Linked DNA regions of Mus musculus: region 1 is linked to region 2. The links are chromatin loops, found by intact Hi-C in ENCODE. Cell type or tissue: left cerebral cortex. All regions are shown on one strand.

Region 1 (8,000 bases), 250 kb before region 2:
GGTCTTTTGAGTTCTTTATGTACTAGGATACTAATCCCTTTGGGTGCACAGCTAGCAAAGAGTCTTCTACTCTGCAGGCTCTGCCATCACTCAGTGCTTTGCTGTACTGTGGTTTTCCTTTGTCTTTGGTTTCATGCAATCCTACAGTCAATTCTGGCTCTTGTTCCCTGACCTCTTAAGGTCTTCAGAAGGTCCTTGCCTCTGCGTACATTTTACAGTGTCTTTTCCACGCTGCCCTGGAGTAGTTTCAGAGTTCCAGGTCTCACATTCAGGCCTTTGATTCATTTGGATTGATTTTTGTACAGGGTAAGAGGCTGGGATCTAGTTTCCTCCTTTTGCCCACGAATGCCCACTTTTCCCAGCACTGTTGGTTGAAGAGGCTGTCAATGAACGTTTTAGGCAGCATTGACTAAAGTCATGTCTGAAGCTCACTCCTCAGCTTTCCCTGGTTCTCCTAAAACCAGGGGCTTGCAAGTAGGCTTGCAAGATAGGACGAGCCAGGGGACGTTTTAGGAGCAGAGAGAAAGCTGTGGCACCCTTGTTTGTATAAAGTTTTATTTGACCAGGACCACACCCCCTCAACTACATACTGTCAGTCACTCTGCAATTGTAGGAAACTGTTCACTCTTCAGGCCTGTACAGAAACCACTCAACCAGGCCCAATGATAAGGAGGCTCTACTCTCAGCAGGGGGCATGGCTCATGCCACCAAACACAGGTACTGCCTGCTCTCTGGAGGTCCAAGACCCCTGGATTGTCCCAGGGAACTCCTCTAGAACTCCTGCAGCTCCTCCCACTCCAAGTTCTTCTGACCAGTTGTTGGAGCCTTTATGAGTCTTTGGCAAAATAATTCTTAAATCTTCAAATCTGGGAAGGAGACATTATCGAGAGCAACCGGCGACCTTTCTGGTGACTCTCAATGTCTCTCCACTTCGTTTTTAGCTTCTGTTACCCCAAGGACAGCAAGCGCCTAATTATTTCTTAACTAATCGTGTCTCCAGGGTTCTGAGGAAATCTAGCCGCTTGTCCTCCATTACGGCTTCCAAATTAGTTTCTCTGTAGTTGGGTGTGCTTTCTTTGTCTTTCTGTCTCAGTTTGGCCAAAAATAGTCTCTCAAAAGGAGAGCTAAATTCTCTGAGATTTTGTTCACTTCAATTAACTTTTCTTAGGAGTCTGACTGTGTTAATGAGGTCTTTGCTCCTCAGGATAAGGGTCCTAGATTGCTCGGCTGATTTTTTTTTTTTTTTTAATGTCAAGTCACCTTTTGTCCCCATCAGTATGGGGGAGGGGCAGATATAGAAGGTAACAGATCTGGTGACCACAGACTCTATGACTTATAAAACAAGGCCCTAGACATGTTTAGCCTCCATGAAAGCTGGTGTGTGTGTGTGTGTGTGTGTGTGTGTGTGTGTGTGTGTGTGCACATGCGCACGCAAATATGTGTGTGCTAGTCCACATGTCTGTATATATGTAGAGGACAGATATCAATCTTGGGTTGTTCACCAGGAATACTGCCCACCTCATTTTTTGACAGAGAATCTCCCACTGGCCTGGAACTTGCTACTTAGGCAAGGCTGGTGCCCAGCTGGGCCCAGGGGTTGCCTATCTCTACTTCCCTGCTCCTGTCTTTACATGGGCGCTGAGGATTGACCTCAGGCCCCGGCTTTACTGACTGAGCCATCCCCTCAGCCAAGTGCTGATATTTTAATGATAATGGGAGTGTATTCCCTCTTCTCCACTTCTGGGTTTACAGAAAAGTCAGCTGTGGTCAGAACTGGTTTTGATTGTCAAGTCCAGTGACGGAGCGCTCAGCCCTCCCTGCCCCTACCCCCCTTACAGCATGGTTCAGAGGCTGCTGGCCCGAGTGCTGTCTGCAGTTTTGCAAATGTGTGCACATGCCTTAGGGTATTCCGCTGCCTTCTGGAGCCTTGCAAGACATGAGCCTATTTCACAGATGAGAAAACTGAAACCCAGAGAGATTTAGCCACAGGCACAGACAGGGTCACAGAGCTGAGCAGGGGCAGGGGCACCACAAACACAACATCTCATGTCTTAAAGGAAGTTGTCTGTGACCCCAGTGAATGGCAGGCAGGCATGGCCCAGGCTGAGCCAGGTGTCTGATTACATAGGCCTCACTGGACAGGAGCCCAGGAGCTAGGCATGGTCATCTGGCCTCCTCCAGGGACTGAGGAAAAACAGGGGACTCCACACTGAGAAGCAAGGATTTAAGCTCCCTTTAAATCTTGGCTATGTCACTTTCCAGCTGGTTGGTGCAGGAGGAGTCCTTGTCACCTCATGCTTCAAGTTACAGAAATGATGGCCACCCACAGGCAGTGCTGAGGGTCCTAGGTCAGGTGTTCCATGAGCACCAGTTCCCTCCTCTCCCCTTCCATCTCCCTCCTTCATTTTCCTCCTCCCCCTCCTTTCCTTCTCTCTTCTCCCTGTCCTCTCTCCCTCCTCCCTCTCTTGCTCTCTTCTTTCCACTTGCCCCTCTGGCCTCTTGGCTTGGTCCACCTGCCCACAATTCGTCCAATCAAGCATCAATGCACAAAGCACTTTTAGATCCACTTACAAGGACTTTCAATGAGATGGAGCTTTAGAAATCTGGGAGTCATCCTGAGGGTGAATATATTGGACTCTTACTTCATCATGACATGGGCTAAGATGTTGACTTATGAAGAAAGACGTGGTCCATGGTTGGCCCATGGTTATGGGGGCCTCAGTCTGTGCCAGGCACCTCTATGGCATTCAGGCCTCATTTGAGGGCTCCAGGTGGCAATGATGGGAGTGTTCTATACAGGAAGTTAAATAGTTCACATCCTGCTTGGGAAGTAAAAGAAGTGGGGGAACCAGTGTCCCTCAGGCCCCTCCACAGGCACATGCTCAGAGATCTGTTTCCCTCCTAGCCCCACCTGTTAAGAGTCCCACCTCCTTCCAGTAGCCCCCAGACTGGGAACCAGGCCTTTAACACACAGGAGGGCAGGGCAGATCCAAACCACAGCAATGGGAGCCAGAGGATAGCAGAGGTTTACCGATGAGAGAGTCAAGGGGGCTGGAGGGATGGCTCAGTGGTTAGATGCACTTGCTGCTCTTGCAGAGGACCTGGGTTCAATATCAGAACAAGTTTGGTGACTCACACCCAACTGTAACTCTGAGTCCAGGGGATTCCTTGTAAACTGTGACTACGTGGGGGAAATCTGACTCTCCTCTCTCGGGGCTCTTTCAGAGGCCTTCTGAAGACAGGGCATATCTGTGACAGAGCAGCTAGGGAACTGGACCCCAGGGACTCCTGTCTTCCTGGGACCCAAATGCAGATCCTAACTCTGACCCACGACCAAGGATCAACCTTTCTGCATCTCAGAAATGCCATCTGTGAGGTGGGGTTCCTTGGTCATGGGTCTGTGTGAAGATTTTGTCTTAATCGCAGTCACATGGCCTGGTGATAGTAATAACTACGTTTAAGACATAGGTTATGAAAACATCCAGGAATATACATGTGCAAACTAAAATGTGTATGATGTCATTAGGTGTGATACAATGTCACAGAGGCGCTGACACATGGGTGGTCCCCTATATAGAAACATTGTTATGTAAGACATGGCCATGTTTATCATATTTTTATGATTAGCTATTACTGTGGAATATAAATGACATACATCATATCTGAATATATACATATATATGAATAAGCCAGGCATACCTTTAATCCCAGCATGTGGAAAGCTGACACAGGATTGTAAGTTTAAGGCCAGCCCAGGCTGTTTATCTGTCTCAAGAACAAAAACAAAACAACAAAAGATAGAGACTTTAACAAGTTGTACATTATACAACATTCCAGAACATACAGTAACCATAAGAATAACACCTTAAAATATGGCCAGGCACACCATACCTAATGCAAACGCCACTGCCTCCAGGAGTGGAAGGACCAGGCTGAATGCCTGCCTTTCTTCTGTAGAATGGCTCTGGGCTATTGGAGTGGTGAACTGGGGTAAAAACATGCTTTGGGGAGAGAATGGTTGGTAACCCTAGGTCATCAGAGTCTTCAGTGTGTAGCTGCACTCTCAGGCCAGGCACAGGGTGGCAGCCACACTGCAGGCTGCTGTTATGATCCAGGACAGCACTGGGTGGCAGGCTTGTCCTGGTTTTAAGGACACCAAGTCCCTGCAGTGTGGAGGAGGCACTGCTGGCTAAGTGCCTCTATTTTCCCACAACCTCCGCTGTCCCGGAGTGACCCCAGTCAGCCTGGAATGCAGATTTGCCACCCACCCTTGTCTCAGCCCTGGGAGCCCACTAGAGTCAGGGTGCCCACGGCTTTCCAGAATGCTCTGTGCAATAGGCAGATGCACTTTATCCCTTGGGGTCCTGTCACATCTGTTCTTCCCCTGACCAGACACTAACCACACAGTAGACCTGCACCTTAGTGCAGGACATCTTCATTCATTCCTTACATCAGCCCTGATGAACCTATCCAAGCAGCAGGACCAAGGCAGCCACCTGCCTCATAAATTCTGGTGGGGGTCATTGAAGATTGCCCTTCCTGGCTGGCTCTGCCCAGTCTGTCAGGGCCCCTCCCCAGCCCTGGAAACTAAGCATTTTCTTCTAGTCCTTCCCCAAGGTCAGCCTAGGACCATTTCCCGGACTCCCCTCTCCCTCTAAGGACACTGATGTAGGTCTCTCTCAATAGACACCCCATGCTGCCTGACCTCCAAGTCGAGCCTGCCTAGCGTACTCTGTCACCATAGATCATGTCTTCCAAGGTTCCTGCTCTCTGCAGTGATCTGAGTCTGAGCTGTCAGCGGATAACCATCCCCACAGGCCTGAACACAGACCCCCCCCCCGCCCCCAGCCCAGATCCCATCATTGTATGGCCTTGAACAGGGTAATTTCCTTCCAGGTGAGTCATTCTGACATAGAAAAGTGGCCAGTAGCCACTTCCCTACAGTGGTCAGCAGGATAGGAGCCAAAGTTCCCAGCTAGGTAACATGCTTCTGCCATAACAAGGAACATTCATTCATTCACTGTATATTGAGCATGCTCTATGAACCTAGCTCTAAAGACACAATGGTTGGCAAAGTCCAAGGCTGGACCAGCCTTTCTGAGAGAGCCATTTGAAATAATGTACAGCCAGCATGTCAGAATACTGGCAGTCACTGGACCCACAGTCTCAAAATTCCATGAGTGACCTAGTGTTGGGATTAGTGGTGACTCTATATCTGGTCACCAGAGATGCCGCATCTTGATTTCAGCAGGATCCAGGCCTCTGAGGAGGGGTGGAGTTACACATCTAGAATGGGGACCTTCACATTGTGGGGAAAGAAATCCAGAAGCCGAGACCATTCCCAAGAAGTTCATAGACAGAGCGCTTTCCCAAACTTTAACCTCAGGCCCTGCACAGCAGGACAGCATAGATCCCACCCTGGGTCTCCAGAGAGAGCAGGGATGGTGGCATGGTGACAGAAGTGGAAATTACCAGTGCTGGTGCCTCCAATCCCACCCCCTTGCCATGTTTTGACTCCAAGAGAAACTCAGTTTTAGCCAGGGAAGCTGGTTAAAGAGGAGGGCAGGATTCAGGGACACCATGACTTCTGCCTTATTGGAACAAAGTTTCAAATTGTTCCCACTGCACCTGCTTGGGGAAACTGTGTCAGAGCCCTTCCGGACCTGTCAGTGTTAGCCACCCACAACTTCTCAGAGATAGGCACTGAGTGGCTCAGGGTGGGAGGGGGAACTGTCCTAGTTTTGTAATTGGCTCCCATGGCGCTGCTCAACGGTTATTAAAATACGGACACAAAACCTCCCAGAGAAATCGCTCTGGGCCTCTATTTATCATGTGCTTTGTAAGACGGACAAGTGGGGGCCAGTCCATGGAAGGTCAGCGACCCGATGCTTCAAGGTCAGATAATTAACTTTCTCAGGATTTGCAAAGGGAACACGGATGACGACTTAGGGTCTCCTCACTTGACAGAGCCCACTGCACAGCTCTGGCCTCAGCACATGCTGTTCTCACCCGAGTCCTTTCTGAGGTGACTGTCCTCCCATCCCCAAAGCCTGCAGAGAGCAGGCAGGAGGTCAGCAAACTCAAGAGATGATACACTAAGTTCTCTTCCTGCCTGTGCTGTGTATTTTTCTAGGTCAGTGATTCGTGCAGCTGTTAGGCCAGCAGTGACAGTCTGCCCTAGGAACATTCTAGAAATGCCCATTTTCAGGTCCCTTCCCCAGAGAAACTGGACGTGCAACCCAGACATGCATGTGTTTGCACCTACTCCATGGCCAAGTCTGATGTCCATGATAGCCATACTCTGTAGAAGACAGCAGTAGAGAGCAAGGACTGGGGTGCCACTCCAACAGGGCTTCTGTCACCAAGGGGCTCCCTTTAGGAGCTGGGGAGCTCTAGGTGACCACTGTTGCAGATCTCAGGACAGCAGTCACAGCCAGTGTGACAGCACTCAGGTAGGTGAGGAGAAGGAGATGGAAAAGGGGCAGGATGAGGTGAGGTCAGGGCCAGAGGGTGAACTAACTCACTCAGCAAACATTTGCCAAGCTCCTGTTATATGACTTGAGTGTTTGTCATGTCTTGGAAGGTCACACAGTCATGCTGTTTGGAGGGGAAGCCTCTGGAAGATTAATGGGTCCTGGGGGCTCTGCCCTCGTGGAGTACTAACAGGCTTGTGGGCCATTCAGGAATGGCTTTCTTAAGAGAGTGAGCCCTGTCAGGCACTCTTGCTTCCTCACCAAGCAGTGCTCTGTCACCTATGGACCTTGCAGAAGGCTCCTGTCCTTTGCAGCCCCATTACCTGGGACCCCATCTTCCAAAACTACCAGGTAAAGGGATGGGATTGTTTGTTTTGTTTTGTTTTAATAAATGATCCAATCTCAGGTACTCTGCTCTATTATGTTTTAGAATTAAATCTAATTTATATCTACATGTATGTGTGTGTGCTTGCACATGTGTGTGGAACTGCCCTCTAAGGCCAAAAGACAATGTAAGATTCTCTGGTTGCAAGCTATCTAAAGTGGATGCTGATAAATTCAAGTTCTGTGCAAGAACAACACATGCTCTTAACCACTGATCCATCTCTCCAGCCCAGATTCTGTTCTGGACTCTGGGAACATGGGCAACAGAGTCCCTGCTCTTAGGAAGGGTGTGGGTTTGCAGGATAAAAGGATGAAGGAGCCTTGGGCTGTTGAAGGCAGTGAAGGTGGTCAGATAGAGAGGAGCTAACTCAGAGGAAATGGAAGGGATGACACACAGGGCTGGAGGTGCACATTGGGTGTGGGGGAAGTGGGAGGGGCCAGTACACTCTTGGTGTGGAGGAAGTGGGGTCACAGAGCCGCTCTACTTCTCCAGGTCAGATGAGGTCCCCATGTTCACCACCACCTCCAGGGGCAGCTCAGGGGCCGCTCAGGCTTGTACGTATGACAGGAAGATCCTAGACATTCATCAAAACCAAACTACATCTGGGCTGTGGAAGTGCAGCTGCAGACATTATTGGGCCAGGTATTGGGAAAGGAGGTGACATATGACACGGCAGTTGAGCATGAACCCTTGGGGTACGAGAGTCACGGGACGATCCTCATCCTTAGGACAACCAGGTCTGCATTTACCTGCTTCATAGCTTAGGGAAGTTCTGGCTCCCAAACACAGCCACCTCCCCTGAAGGGAGTGGAGTGGCCGCTCTTTTATGAATGTCCCTGCCAACCCCATTTTAAAACTCAGTTGCCACAGGAACAGGATCAAGAGGTGGGGTAGCATCGCTAAGAAGTGACGGCCCTGACGGAGGGTTCTGCTCTGTGACTAAATTGTCACTGTAACTGCAGTGGTGACTTCCTGCCTCAATGCTTTACACCCTCACTTGCCTTTCTCGCCAGGCTCCTGGGCTTCAGCCTCCAAAACCCTGAGCCAGATAAACCTTCACTGTTTATAAATTACCCTGTCTAGGCTGTTCTGTTACAACCAAAGTAAACTGAGACTTTGTCCATAGTAGGAAACATTTGTGG
Region 2 (8,000 bases):
TCACTGTCAAGTGATGATACCCTTATAGCTAAGAGCACAGTCACAGCTTGGTAAGTGAGCAAGAGAAGAGGTGGTCACTGGGGAGACATTACCCTGCAAGGACATTCTAAGGACATTCTGCATACTCTTTGATGGTGCCCCTGCCTCAGCTTTGGAAGTCAGCATTTACACACCAGGAAACCAATGCCCACAGTACTGTAAGTTGTTGAAGACCATACAATTTGAAGATGGCAGAGCCCGGGTTCTAATTTGAGCCCTCTCCCCACCCCCCGCCCCAGAGCCTGTAGCCATGGTGAAAGGGGGCTTGCAGGGTTCAAAGAAGTTGCCTCTCAAAGCAGCAGCATTGGCAATCTGAGGATGTGGCTCACTGTAAGGTACTTGCCTAGTGTGCACAAAGCCCTGAGGTCAGTCTTCAGAAACAAATAAACAAGGTGTGGGGTGCACACTTGTGATCCCGGCACTTGAGAGATGGAAACAGGAGAGTCAGAAATTCAAGGTCATCCTCAGCTACTTATCAAGTTCAAAGCTAGCCTGGGCTGCAGGAGGCCTGTCTGAAGAAAAACAATATGAAATAACAAAGGTGGTGATATGATGCTTTGAACAACTCAGGCTGCCCATCCAGGCACATTAGTGATTTGTCTTCCTGACTCTCTGTCTATCTCTTTCTCTCTGATTGTGCTATTTAGTTCACACTGTCCTCGAACTCACTGCGTAGCCCAGGCTAGCCCAAAAATCACTTGGCAGTCCTCCTGCCTCAGCATACCAAGTGCTGGGATTTGCTGGTGTGTGTCACCATGCCCACTCAGGGTCTTCACTCAGAACGTGGAAAACCCCCATTCTTTCGCGACCTCCCTCATGACATTTTATCCAGCCAGAAAGGCCTAAATTCGTGTTCATGGATTGGTGCCAGGGATTAGAGCCTGGACTTTAAACCCAAAGGAGGGTGTCTTTATAGCTTCATGCCTCAGTTTCTCCATTTTTGAAACAGTTCACAAAATGAGGTCACAGGCAAGCCATGAGCCATGTAGGATAAACAGTGGGAATGCTATGATCATTGTCACGGTGTGGGCCAGCCATGGGTCAGATCTGACTCCTCTACCTGCCTGACCCACAAGTCCTCATGAGGACTGTGAACCTAGGAGCCCCACCCCCACCCCAGGAGACGAGGAACAGATGCAGCTTCTACAGCACACTCCACAGGGACTCACTCTCAGCTGGTCACACTCAGTTGCCTTCACACCTGGCTCCCTGCATCTCCCAGGCATCCCCCTAAGGTCCTCAGAACTCTTACATTGTGAAAGTGCATCCATTGCTACAGCATGCCTCCTAGCCTGGTCTTTAAGCTGCCATCTGTAAGAACAAGAAGAACCCGGTATCCTGGAGTTCTCCCAGGAGCAGCCTCAGGATGGAGAGGTCACAAGGCTTCCTGGTCAAGGCTCGGGTGTTCAGTGCACATGTGCACAGCAAGCCTGCCCCTGGTCTCCACAACCCTGGGGGTGTGCCTGGAGCCTCTCCTACCCTGCTTGTTAGCGAGAACACAAAGCCACTGAGAGCGAGCTCTGGCACAGAGGGGATGACCAGAGGAGACCCCAAGTGTCCCCCCCCCAAAATTTGAATCCATTTCACAAAAACATCCACCTTGGAGAAAAGGCCAATCTGCAGACAAGCATTGCCTCTTCCCTCTGGTTCTTCCTCGACATGCATGTCTAGGAAAGGCCATGTGCTTACTAAGCATCTACTGTAGTTCAGAACAAAACAGGCCACTCTGTCCATGTGCTCGTGAAGATGACAGCTGACATGGGAGCCAGGTAGAAGAAAAGCACTTGGATTGTTGACTATGGGAATGGAAGAGATTCTTGGGGCAAGAATAGCATTAGAAAGGGAATCCACCAAGCCAGGCGGTGGTGGCACACGCCTGTAATCCCAGCACTTGGGAGGCAGAGGCAGGCGGATTTCTGAGTTCGAGGCCAGCCTGGTCTACAAAGTGAGTTCCAGGACAGCCAGGGCTACACAGAGAAACCCTGTCTCGAAAAACCAAAAAGAAAAAAGAAAAAAGAGAAAGAAAAAAGAAAAGAGGGCATTCCCAGCTAGGGAGCACCACATGCTAAGGTCCTGAGGCCTACACTGTGCCGAAGCCTCAGGAAAGAGACCAGCAAGCGTCACCGGAGCATAAAGGTGGAGATGGGGCAGTGAGACACCAGAGGACAGCAGGGACCAGGGATTGGGTCGTAGTAAGGATTGTGACTTTTAACTGTATGTGATAGGAACCACCAGCATGTAACAGATAAGGATTTAACACAAACACAGTGCACCTTCCATACACTCTGAAGATGCAGACCGAGGATGGGAGCAGAGACCAATTACTGAAGCTACCCAAGGGACAGCAATGATGATGACCTGACCGTGGGAGTCAGGCAGGAATCATCTGGCCAGGGATACTTTTTTCTTTGGATAGAGTTTTGCTAGGTGTATGCAGTGGGGTTAAGAGGATGAAGATAGCCTGGTATACCCTGGCATAATGGTGGCACACACCTTTAATCCCAGCACTCAGGAGGCAGAAGCAAGCAAGTCTTTTGAGAGTTCAAGGTCAGCCTAGTCTACATAGTGAGACCCTGTTCCCCTGTCCCAAAAAAAAAAAAAAAAAAAAAAAAAAAAAAAAAAAAAAAGAGGTAGGGATGGTCCTGAAAGAGAGCTATAGACAAGACACAAGGGGGAAGGAGAGATGATAGGGTCATCTGCTGAGTACCTACTGTGTCCCTGGCTTGCCATACCTTGTTTGCATCTTCATGCCCATGACCTAGGCACTATCCTAGCCATGCCATGACAGAGCTGAAATAATCCAATCAGGAACACACAGCTCACAAATAAGGCTAAAATATTAACCCAGCGATACGGTCTCCAGGTCCATTTCATCTAAAAGTTGTATAGGGGGAAAAAACCCTTCATTTTCATAATTAAATCTTAAATTATTCAGATGAAACATATTCTCCTGTTTAAAATTCACATATTCCAGTCAGAGCAAATCACCACAGCCAGTCCCACTGCCTCTTCCGAGTCAGCGCCTCCTTTGTGAGTTTAGGTCAGGTCCTTGCATATCTCGCACATACTTGCAGGTGTGTGCATCCAATGGGATGTAGCATTTTCTGGTTTACACGGATGGAGTCGAACGGCACATAGTGTTCTAATGCTTGTCTCACTCATCAGGTTTCCTCGGAGAAACTCCTATGTGAGGGAACATAAACGGAGCTCATTTTTAAAGAACTGCCATGTAGTATATTATTGGCTAGATGCACTACAGTTTTTTTAGCCCACTCACTTTCCAAAGACAGAAACTCGGTTTTCTATAAATGTAGCTTTTTAAAAGGCTTGTATGGGTTTTTTTTTCCTCAAAATATAAGGCTTTTATTTATGCTAATGGAAGAACCCACATCACACTGACAGCACAAATATTTAGCAACACCAAGCCTGGTGACTACATTCTCCAAATCCCCTCAGGTGCCTTGGAGTTAGCTCTCATCCACAGCCAAGGCTCTGTATAGAACACAAGGCTGGCTCCGGAGCTGCCAGAGAGTGGCAGAATCCTTGCCTTTGACTTAGGCACTGGGTTCTGATGCAAAAAGCTACCAGGCATGGAAAGGGCAGTCACAGAGCCTCCATGATCTGGGCTTTAGCTCTGTGTCACGGTCGGCAGAAGGTAGGCTGCTCTGCTGCTGATTCGGTGTGGCTAGCATCAGAGCTCAAAGGAAGAAAAGAGTATCCTGCCCTGGTTCCACATACTCATCGTGTACCTAAGACATACCATAATCACCCTTTTTTATCTTCAACAAGTAGAGTCAGGTTGTCCTTGGGCGCCACTTTTGGAGAATGGAATCTCAGAGACAGGCACCCACCTGCCTATTGTCCATTGTGCACGGCGCCCCCTCCTGGAGCATCGGGAAAGTGCTGCTTACAGTGTTTTGAAGCCTGCCACCTGTGGAGGAAGGCCTGCCGGGCGGCCATTAAAAAAGCTGATAACAGCTTCTGGGCCTCTAATTTTTTCTAAGGGGAGAGGACAAGCCACCAGGAGACAGGCTGAATAAAGGGTCTTCTGTGAGGTTAACAGATTATGAAATGCCCACAAAGCTTTGTTTGAAGGAGACGACTACCCTGTTGGTCACACCCCCTACATGTGCATTGCATGGAGAGGGTCAGGGTGGAAGGGCAGATCCCTTCTTGTGTTCAAGCCCTCTTCTGCAGCTGAAGCATTCTACTTAAAGAGAAAACCACTTTCACGGTGAGTGCCTCAGTTTCCCCACTGAGTGACTATGGCGCCATGCACAGTGGATCCGAGGGAGACCTGGAGGAACTTTGGGGGCACAATGTGCCGATCAGTATGACTCATATTTCAGGTGAACAGCAAGTAATTAATTTACTAGTCATATGTCCCAAATACTGTACAGGACATCATTCATACTAAACAACTTATTTGCTATTTATCCTAAGTGCCAAGTGGCTGCTAGCTGTTTCATCTGAGGACTCATACTCAGGGGCCTAACTGTCCCTTGGTATAAATAATTAATATTTTCACATCATGCAGAGATTCCCACTATCCACCCTCATATCCCCCTTCCCATGAACCCTCTTCCCTGCCCACATAGAACATTCTGGAGCCGTGAGCAGAGATAGCCTCCATAGAAGTTCTACTGTGGAAGATGGGCAGTAACTAAGCTTGGCTCAGATCAAGGACAGGAAGAGATTTAAACCACTAGACCAGTATCTGTGCCTGGGTCAGGTTAGAGGCCCATGAACCCCACCATACCCCAGTGTGTAAAATACACCAGAAGACTCTACAGAGAACCCAGTCAGTGATGTGACCATGAAGTACATTCGTAATCACTAGAGACTCTGGATCCACAAGACTGCCAAATATCAAGAGATAACTCCATGCCCCACCCCACCCCCCTCAAGAACCAGGATATGATCGCAGGCTGTGCACGTGCCTGGCATGCACAGTGAACAGCAGCTAACCCTGCTACCTACCATGGCCCTGATAGATTCAAGCCACAGGGGAGACACATATGTGTACAGTTGTCCCAGAGTCCAAGCCAAGCCTGCATGGCTTCCTGGAAGTCCAAGGCTTTCTGCTGTGTTCAAGTGTCTCTGAGCAGCCTAGATACCCGCATCCCCATCTCTGATCCCTAAAGAGATGAGACAGAGTGGAAGGCTTCTTGGGGCCCCTTTGGGATGCCGAACATCAGTGTCGAGAAGATGGAAGCAGCAAAGTCAGGTCTCAATCAGGGCTTGAGACCCATGCACCCTACCATGTCCCCACCCAAGGCCAAAGCCTAGCCCAAGGGCTAGTGTGAGCAATGTGTGTGAGTAAAGTGTGAACTGGTGATGGGTGGGCATCAGGGAATGGTAAAAAACCTAGGTTGTTCCTGCTATGTAAATCAAGAAAGGCTCTCAGGAGGAGGTGGTAAACTCCCACCAGACTGACAATCAACTGAGGGAAGAAGGCACAGTAGGGGGTCCTGGGTAAGAACCTAGGAGCCAAGACTAAGAAAGCAATGACATGTATGAGCAGAACCTGTGGCCTGGTGAGAAGGCAGCAAATGTGATCTCAAAGAGGCCCCAGGGGACCAGAAGCAGGGTGGCTGTGAAGGTCTGGGGACTCTTCAGAGCGGAGTGAGGGTGAGTCCCTGACTGCTTCCCTCTTTCCCCTCCTCCTGCCCCTTCTCTCCCTGCCGGGGTGCTAGCTGCCTCAGCCCCATGTCTGGGTCGGTCAAGTTCTCAGCCACATGCACTTTCTGCATCAACTGTAGCCTCCTGGAGGCTGTGAACCTGGAAGCTGCTTAGACCCTCCAAGTAGTCAGGCAGGACCCATGGAAACTGGAAACCCTGAAGAAGTGGGCAAAGGGCAGTTCCTTGGGTCCAGACTCTGTGACCCACCACCATGTGATCTGGACCAGGCTGGCCATGGATCCAAGGCCTACAGGTATCTTTTCTCCAGGGACCCTGGGCCCAAGGTCACCTAGCAGCCATTTCCCTACATGTCCTGCCTCTACAGGTCAACAGGTCTACACAGAGCCTGCGCCTCCCACTCCTGAGGAAGTTGGTAACCACACAGATGACAGGGCCACCCAGTGACCTATGTAGCAGGCCAGGTGACACCTGAGAACTTGCATTTCCCCCAGTTCTTGGGAGAGGCTTCTGGTCTGAGGACCACCACACCCCAGTAGCACAGCAAGATTCCAGGGAGTTCTTTCCACCTTGAGACATGGCTCTGTCCAGTTCAGCCAGAAACCAGCATTGGAACCCAGGCATGAAAAGCACTTTAAATGTCGCCATGGCTACAGTGTGAGGCCAGGTTGGGATCCCGTACCTGTAGGTGCATTTTATGTAGGTTGCTAATAATGACAGTACTAGCAGCTGACAACCACTGGGTCCTGTGTTATTCTGAACATTATTATCATTCAGATATCTGGCATAAGAAAATGAGGCCCAGAGACAGAAGGCCACCTGCCCGAGGGCACAGAGCAGGAGCAGTCCAGGTGTCTTACCCTGTTTCATCATTTCAGCCAATTGTTGCAAGTCCCTAGTAGCAGGCTCCTGGGAACTGCCCATTGGGCCAGCCTCTGGCAAGGGATAGTCTATGGAGTCCCACACACAGCCACAACACAGGATTATAACCACACCCTTGGGCACATGTCCAGACACCCACAGTCCCCTGTTCATGCTAGGTCCCAAGGTGTCACCTGAAGCCTCTTGGATGCTGTCTAGTTTGAATGCCTCATGCATCAGTGGGTGGTTCTACAGAGGACTATGACATAACCCAAACTCCAGCTTACAGTACCTTCTAGGGGCCAGCCAGCTGGCACTGCAGGTAAAGGCTCTTGCCGCCAAGCCTGGTAACATGAGTTCAAGGTCCCCAGAAAATATAATAGCTGAATCCTAAGTCCCCACCTCAGCATGCCTTAGGCTTCTTCTGCCTTCCCAGGAAAAGACTAAAGGGCTGCGTTCTTGAGAAAGGTGCACCCCATCCCTGACTCCACCCACCTTAACTCTCCTGTGATAGCCTGTGACCTGGAGGAGCCTAGCCCCTCATGCTTGGCCCTCACGACACTCAGACACACAGCCTTTAGTGGTGAGTGAGATGAGGCTAAGGCCCCCTGTGCCAGCCTATGGGCAGGCCTCAGACCAACCTTTGCCCCAGAGCATGACAGGATCATCCCACAAGCCCATAACCCATCATGGCCAGGGCTGGCGTACGGTAAGGTGGCTGCAGTCTGCCCCTGTGAGAGAGAGGGCATGCTGTGTAGGAGCAAGGAGGCTCGGAAAGAGCACAGGCCAGATCAGGCAAGATTGCTCAGTGGCAAAGGTTCCTGTGTCGCAAGGCTGACAGCCAGAGAGTCCCAGAGCTGACATGAAGGTGGAAGAAAAGGACTTGCTCCACAGTGTTTTCCTCTGGTCTCTAAGCACATGCTGTGGCACACATGTGCTCCCCCCCCCCATCACACACATTAATAACAACAATATAAAGAAGCACAGGCCAGATAGGGCAGGATACTGCTGTGGCCCAATACTGGTGCTCATCACACCAATCTCTTCATATTCAATGAGGGGCTTGATAGTCCTTAGTCATCCATGTGTTAGTGAGGATGGATCCAGCACACAGAAGGACAATGTAGAGGGCTCAGAATGGGTATGCAGGGTCAGGGGGAGTCAGAAGCCAGCCAGGCACAGCTGGGTGGGCTGGGATGGAGGCAGTGAGTAAAAGAGGAGACCTCAGCTACAGTCTAGAAGTCAAATGAGAAGCAATGCAGCAAGATAGGACACATGATGTCCATCTGGGAATAACGAGGCACTTCCAGTGTGGCAAGAGGTCAGGTGCATGAAGGGGGCTGGGGAGTTATTTAGGCGCAGAGAGCTGGTGGATTATCAATGAACCCCACTGACAGGTGCAGGACAAGAGCCTCCCTGGCTGTCTGTGCTGCCCCTGGTCCAGGAGCCACAACCAGAAC

What was found. Hi-C counts contacts between places; a loop is a spot of excess contacts. Peaks named below come from ENCODE experiments on the same cell type or tissue, not always from the same donor. Only the 100,000 strongest peaks of a DNase experiment are listed, where the experiment ranks them.
Region 1: it touches region 2 in a loop (10-fold over the local background); 9 of 42 quality-filtered maps call a loop at or near these places.

Annotation. Positions count from the first base shown.
Region 1 is chr6:114,072,922-114,080,921 of GRCm38, reverse strand. No RefSeq gene overlaps it. Among named protein-coding and RNA genes, the nearest start is that of Gm36023, 17 kb to the left of the region's middle. In left cerebral cortex, a CTCF peak has its summit at 4,116; DNase peaks (open chromatin) are centred at 4,182 and 5,711; H3K27ac peaks cover 267 bases.
Region 2 is chr6:113,818,539-113,826,538 of GRCm38, reverse strand. The region is part of intron 2 of Atp2b2 (ATPase, Ca++ transporting, plasma membrane 2); the gene reads left to right. Among named protein-coding and RNA genes, the nearest start is that of Atp2b2, 69 kb to the left of the region's middle. In left cerebral cortex, a CTCF peak has its summit at 3,932 (motif pointing left); DNase peaks (open chromatin) are centred at 3,292, 3,460 and 3,918; H3K27ac peaks cover 715 bases.